2 separate regions of the Homo sapiens genome follow, and region 1 is linked to region 2. A link is a loop called in an ENCODE intact Hi-C map of the cell type or tissue named here. Cell type or tissue: mucosa of descending colon. All regions are shown on one strand. Links, peaks and the distances in the headings refer to the core of each region. The heading gives the core; the rest is flanking DNA. Region 1 overlaps KRTCAP2 (keratinocyte associated protein 2). Region 2 has its middle 16 kb from the start of EFNA1.

Region 1 (2,903 bases), core at 196-2,695, 56 kb after region 2:
CACCCTCCCGCCCTGACCCGCCAGCACGGCCTAAGTGCCAGTCCTCAGGGAGTCAGCCTCCTTGCCCTTGGTCTCACATTCCTACTGCTCTCCCTTTTCTCTGGAGGCATCCCTTCTGCCCCCAGGAACCCGCAGAGCGAGCGCCCTCCCGCACTCCCCGCAGCCCCATCCCCTGCATTATTTACTCCTGTTTCCGGAGCTGGCTGCGGGCGCCGGCGGGTGTTAGGGCCACGTGTGAGGGAGCAGGAGGAAACATCTGGCTTCCCTCTGTCCCCCAGGGGCGGGGACGCCTCTCTTTCCCTCAGGCCTACCGCCTCTCTCTCCCTCAGGCCTACCGCCTCCTCCGGGGTGGAACTGAGCCCCAGAAGTCCAGGGGCCAAGAGGTTAGCACCTTTGCCCTTCTCACCCTCAGGGCTCTGGCAGCCATGGAGTCCTCACGCCCCCTTACTTAATGATGGTGATTAGGTGGCTGTGATACCCCTGCCAGGGTTAATTGGCAGGTCAGGTGCAGGCAGCCTGCAACCAGGCAGGGTGCAGAGCTGCGACGTTGGCGCCAACCTGCCTTGTAAATGTACTCATTCCCTGAGGAAGGCGTCATTATTCCTGGGCCACATGCTGCCCATGGTGCCTACGCAGTGGGTGGCAGTAGGTGCTCAGATCCCTTGGCACTGCCCTGGCACCTGCTCTCCGGCTCCTCCCCACCCTCCCCTAGCCATAGAGATGATGCTCGCTGCTGGTCCCCACCAAAGCCAGCTCTCGTTGTGGAAGGCATGATGCCCTCTGGTGGCCGGATCCCCAGTCTCCCCCCATCCCGTCCCCCGCCACTCCCTTCCCCCCTCCCCGCCCTAGGCTGTGTCTGTGCTCACCTGGACTGGGACCTGACCCTCTGCCCAGTGCTCCCACGGGTTAGGACAAAGTCGAGGTTTGACAGTGAGACTTAGAGCCAATCCAGCCTCCCTTTAGGCCCAGAGACCAACTTGGACAACCTCGTCCTCTCCCAGAGGGTCTCATATATCACAACCCACCGCCCTCCCCAACCATCAGTACGGGTGAGTCAGAGCCAGATCTTCTCAGGGAGGCTCTCTCTGGTCTCCACTGAACTTTCCGCCTCCACTCCCAGCCTAGGGGGAGAAGAGGCTTAATTCAGGATTCAGTCCTTCCAAATGGACCAGTCTTCCGAGTCTTCTAAGAAGGCTGGCTTCCACACTGACGGACCCAGCAGCAACTAACGCCACTCCCGGCCCTCAGGGATAGCTTGCCTAGGAGGGTGCCGCTGGCTTCCAGGAGGCAGACGTGAGTCCATAGCGCCCCCTGCAGGCGTTTTGGATAAACTGCCTAGCACATCCTCCTTGGGCAGGTTACGGAAGGGCAAGTGTTCTAGCCAAAGATGGGAGTGGAGTGGGGTGGCCTCTAATCCCTGACCAAAACTCCTCTACTCACTTCTTCATCTTCACTGAGTCTTATTCCCTAACTCAGGCACCTATGGACAGGATTTTGTTTGTCAGGGCAGGTTATTTCATTCAACTAACCCACCTTTTTTTTTTTTGAGACAGAGTTTCACTGTCGTTCAGGTTGGAGTGCAGTGGCGCAATCTCCACCCACTGCAACCTCCACCTCCTGGGTTCAAGCGATTATCGTGCCTCAGCCTCCCAAGTAGCTGGGACTACAGGCACACACCACCACACCTGGCTAATTTTTGCATTTTTCATAGAGATGGGGTTCCCCATGTTGGCCAGGCTAGTCTCAAACTCCTGACCTCAAGTGATCCACCCACCTCAGCCTCCCAAAGTGCTGGGATTACTGGCTTGAGCCACCATGGCTGGCCCAACCCACCAGTCTTTATTGTCCATTATCAGGCTCTGGAAAAAACAAAGCTGACCAAGATGAGGTGTATACCCTAAAACACACGCCATTCAGCACGAGGGACGGCACCTAGGACGGGCACTCTGCATAGAGTTGTTCCTCATGACAGAGCACAGACAGGGCAGGGTGCAAGTAGCCACCTGCATTTCCATCAAGGTGGGCTCAGAGGTTGGTGTCCTTGCTCCTATTGTTTTATATACTTCGCTACAATTTAGGAAGTTCCCATTGTCTTGGCTACAAGATGGGGAAAAAATGAAAGCACCAGAACAAACAGGCTAGGAGCAGTTGATCACCTGGGGAGTCTTTCTAAACACAGCCATATGTTCATGCTGAAGTAGAACAGATAGGTCCCAGGGACAGCATCAGGAGAGAAGTCCCACCTATGCACTTGCAGCAGGGGGCTGATTTGCTTAAGGCAGGGAGCTGGAGTGGCAAAGATACCACGTGGAACCCCGTGAAACAGTGTAGGTATACGGGACCTTTCCTTCCTTTACTCTTTTGCTCCAAGATCCCTTCTGGTACTGACGGACAGGACTTCCTGCATTGCAGCCTTTACCCCTTTCCCCAAAGAACACGACTGCAGAACATTCATGTACTTTTCTTCCATGATGAGACTCACACAAGTATATGCCACTCCAGTGGCACTGACAGTATTCAACAGATAACTGGTAAAAATTAATGTGGGAGGAAGGAAAGCCTCACTATTCCCAAGGTCTGAAAACAGAAGGTGCCCAAATGTCTTAACATTCTGTACATCTAAGCTGGATACTGGTAGATGACACCCACAACATATCACAACTCACAGAGCTACAAAGAATCAACTTTATTGAACATTCAGGGTCAGTTTCTCTTCTTGCTCTTGCCTGTGACCTTGGCTGGTGTGAGGACTGGAGCTGCTGCCTGGTACAGGGTGGAGGAGATCTTGTTGATGTAGTACAGACCAACCATGGAGAAGATGAAGCTATATGGTGAAGACAGAAAGGTCATGGCACCAGTGGGCATCTGCCAGCCTGGTGCCTCCTAGGGAAGACACTAGCATC
Region 2 (2,903 bases), core at 226-2,725:
TAATAGAGTAGCTTTAAAAAAGATGCTAATTTCCCAGACTAAACCACCCTCACAGGACCAGAGGCCCCTTACACACATTCCAACACGGGGAACACACACCATGACAACAACAGACCCCTTTTCTCGCTCCTGGTTCTTGCAGGCTCTTCTGCATCTCTGCCTCTAAACCTGGTCGTTAACACGTCCTCCAGGCCACACATGCACATGTATTACCAACGCGCCATCCACCGTGCCAGACAGGAAACACATTTGGAGGATTTTAAACAATTTTAAAATGTGCCCTCAAATTTTACAACTTGCTTGACTTGCCTGAGGGAGGAACCAAGCCCCTTATATAAATGTCACCGCAAACTGGCTTACTCCACATCCCACCCAGCTTGGGAACCTGGGGTTTCTGGGGGGTTGTTTATTTTTATTTTATTTTTCTTATTTTTTTATTTTTTAATATTTCGTCTGTGTCTTCTGTGGGCACTGGCTTTTTAAATCATGTTTATTTTATATGCTCTCCCAGTAGCCAGTGGAGAGGAGACACTTTCCTCATTCCACAGACCACCAGCCACACAGCCAGCCTAGGGCAAAAGCATTTAGCAGGCTCTGGGATGACCTATGAAGAAACATCTCAAGGAGAGGGTTTCCTGGCGGTGAATCAGACAGTTCCTAGACCCAGGTGCTGTGGGGCAGAGGAAAGGCCCCTCTTCTGGCAGCAGGGGTAGGATGGACCCCTCTAGACCTGGGAGGAGTGAAACCTCAGGGCCCCAGCCCCTGGCCTGGTGCCTTATCCACAGGATGCCCTCAGGATACCACACCAGCCTCCTCATCCATTGTCCCTTTCACTGGTTCACAAACGGGGGTCTCCAGTTAACTTCCGCTGTTGATGTTTGTTTGTTGTATTTTTCTCTTCTTTTTTTTTTTTCCTCTCTGTCACCCAGGCTGGAGTGCAGTGGTGCAATCACAGCTCACTGCAACCTCTGCCTCTGGGGTTCGAGCAATTCTTGTGCCTCAGCTTCCCAGTAACTGGGATTACAGGCGCCCGCCACCACACCCAGCTAATTTTCTGTATTTTTAGTAGAGACGGGGTTTCACCATTTTGGCCAGGCTAGTCTCAAACTCCTGAGTTCAGGTGACCCGCCCACCTCAGCCTCCCAAAGTGCTGGGATTACAGGCATGAGCCACCGCGCCTGGCCTTTTTTTTTCTTTTCTTTTTTTAAAGGTTTGTCAGGAGAAAAATGGTGATGAGGCAGAGGGAAGGAAGATCTTGGGTGTGTTCTTGACCTGTGGAAGGGTGTGGGGAGGAGCCAGATGAATGGATTTGATGAGGGCCGTGGGGCCTGGGGGGCCTGGCTCTGCACATTTAGTGACTAAGTACAGCCCAGAGTTGGAGACAGGACTCGCCCCTAACCTGTGCAAGGGGCCCAGCCCCACCTAGTGTGGTAAATTGACGGCTGTGTCCTCAGCTCCCGCCCCCTTATCCTTGACTGCCCTCACCCTAGGCAGGTGGTCCTTTGCTTGGCCCAAGCTTTCTGCAGAAGGACTCGCCTGGGCTGCTGTCCCAGGAGGGGCCATGGCAGGCCATCTATGGGGAGTGTGATGGCTGTGTGCACACTGGAGTCGGAAATTGCCACAGCCAGGAGGAACACCTCACAGGAGCGTGGCTGCCTGCGGGAGGGGCTGAGGAAGCTCCCAAATGGCTCTGTGGCAAAGCCCTCATCCTCAGAGGACTAGAAATCCCGCTGCAGGCCGGGCGGGGTGGCTCATGCCTGTAATCCCAGCACTTTGGGAGGCCAAGGCGGGTGGATCACGAGGTCAGGGGATCGAGACCATCCTGGCTAACATGGTGAAACCCCGTCTCTACTAAAAATACAAAAAATTAGCCGGGCGTGGTGGGGGGCGCCTGTAATCCCAGCTACTCGGGCGGCTGAGGCAGGAGAATGGCCTGAATCTTGGAGGCGGAGCTTGCAGTGAGCTGAGATGGCACCACTGCACTCAAGCCTGGGCAACAGAGGGAGACTCTGTCTCAAAAAAAAAAGAAAAAAGAAAAAAAAAAGAAATCCCGCTGCAGCATAGCATGGCAGCAAGTGTGCAGATCCATCCTCAGTCCAGCCCCAGGGAAGCCTGTCAGGGCCCTGTGGATAGAGGTGACTGTGAATGAAAATTAAAGATGAATCTAAAAATCAGATGATTAAAAAAAAATTGGGCCAGGTGAAGTGGCTCATGCCTGTAATTCCAGCACTTTGGGAGGCCAAGGTGGGTGGATCACTTGAGGTCAGGAGTTCGAGACCATCCTGGCCAAGATGGTGAAACCCTGGCACTACTAAAATACAAAAAATTGGCCGTGTGCAGTGGCTCACACCTGTAATCCCAACACTTTGGGAGGCTGAGGCAGGCAGATCACGAGGTCAGGAGATCAAGACCATCCTGGCTAACATGGTGAAATCCCGTCTCTACTAAAAGCACAAAAAATTTGCTGGGTGTGGTGGTGTGCGCCTGTCGTCCTAGCTACTCAGGAGGCTGAGGCAGGAGAATTGCTTGAACCCAGGAGGCGGAGGTTGCAGTGAGCCGAGATCACGCCACTGCACTCCATCCTGGCAACAGAGCAAGATTCCATCACAAAAAACAAACAACAACAACAAAAAACAAGCAAACAAACAAAAACAACAACAAAAAAAACACAAAAATTAGCCAGGCATGGTAGCATGCGCCTGTAATCCCATATACTCAGGAGGCTGAGGCAAGAGAATCACTTGAACCCGGGAGGCAGACTATGCAGCAAGCCAAGATTTCACCACTGCACTCCAGCCTGGGTGACAGTGAGAGTCCGTCTTAAAAAGAAAAAAAAAATCGAAGAACAGACATGCCAATCTGTAACACATGAAAGCACAAGCCGCCTTTCTTGGGAACCCCCA

Evidence for each region. A loop is a pair of places that touch in the nucleus more often than their neighbours do. Peaks named below come from ENCODE experiments on the same cell type or tissue, not always from the same donor. Only the 100,000 strongest peaks of a DNase experiment are listed, where the experiment ranks them.
Region 1: it touches region 2 in a loop (2.5-fold over the local background); 51 of 110 quality-filtered maps call a loop at or near these places.

What each region holds. Positions count from the first base shown.
Region 1 is chr1:155,166,737-155,169,639 of GRCh38, forward strand. KRTCAP2 (keratinocyte associated protein 2) reads right to left here. Exons shown (of 5, transcript NM_173852.4): 5 at 2,672-2,824. The coding sequence ends at 2,704. Among named protein-coding and RNA genes, the nearest start is that of KRTCAP2, 5.1 kb to the right of the region's middle. RefSeq lists a silencer at 820-879. In mucosa of descending colon, for the core only: a CTCF peak has its summit at 1,315 (motif pointing left); DNase peaks (open chromatin) are centred at 255, 745 and 1,285.
Region 2 is chr1:155,110,798-155,113,700 of GRCh38, forward strand. No RefSeq gene overlaps it. Among named protein-coding and RNA genes, the nearest start is that of EFNA1, 16 kb to the right of the region's middle. In mucosa of descending colon, for the core only: no CTCF peak of the experiment used is centred there; a DNase peak (open chromatin) is centred at 1,679.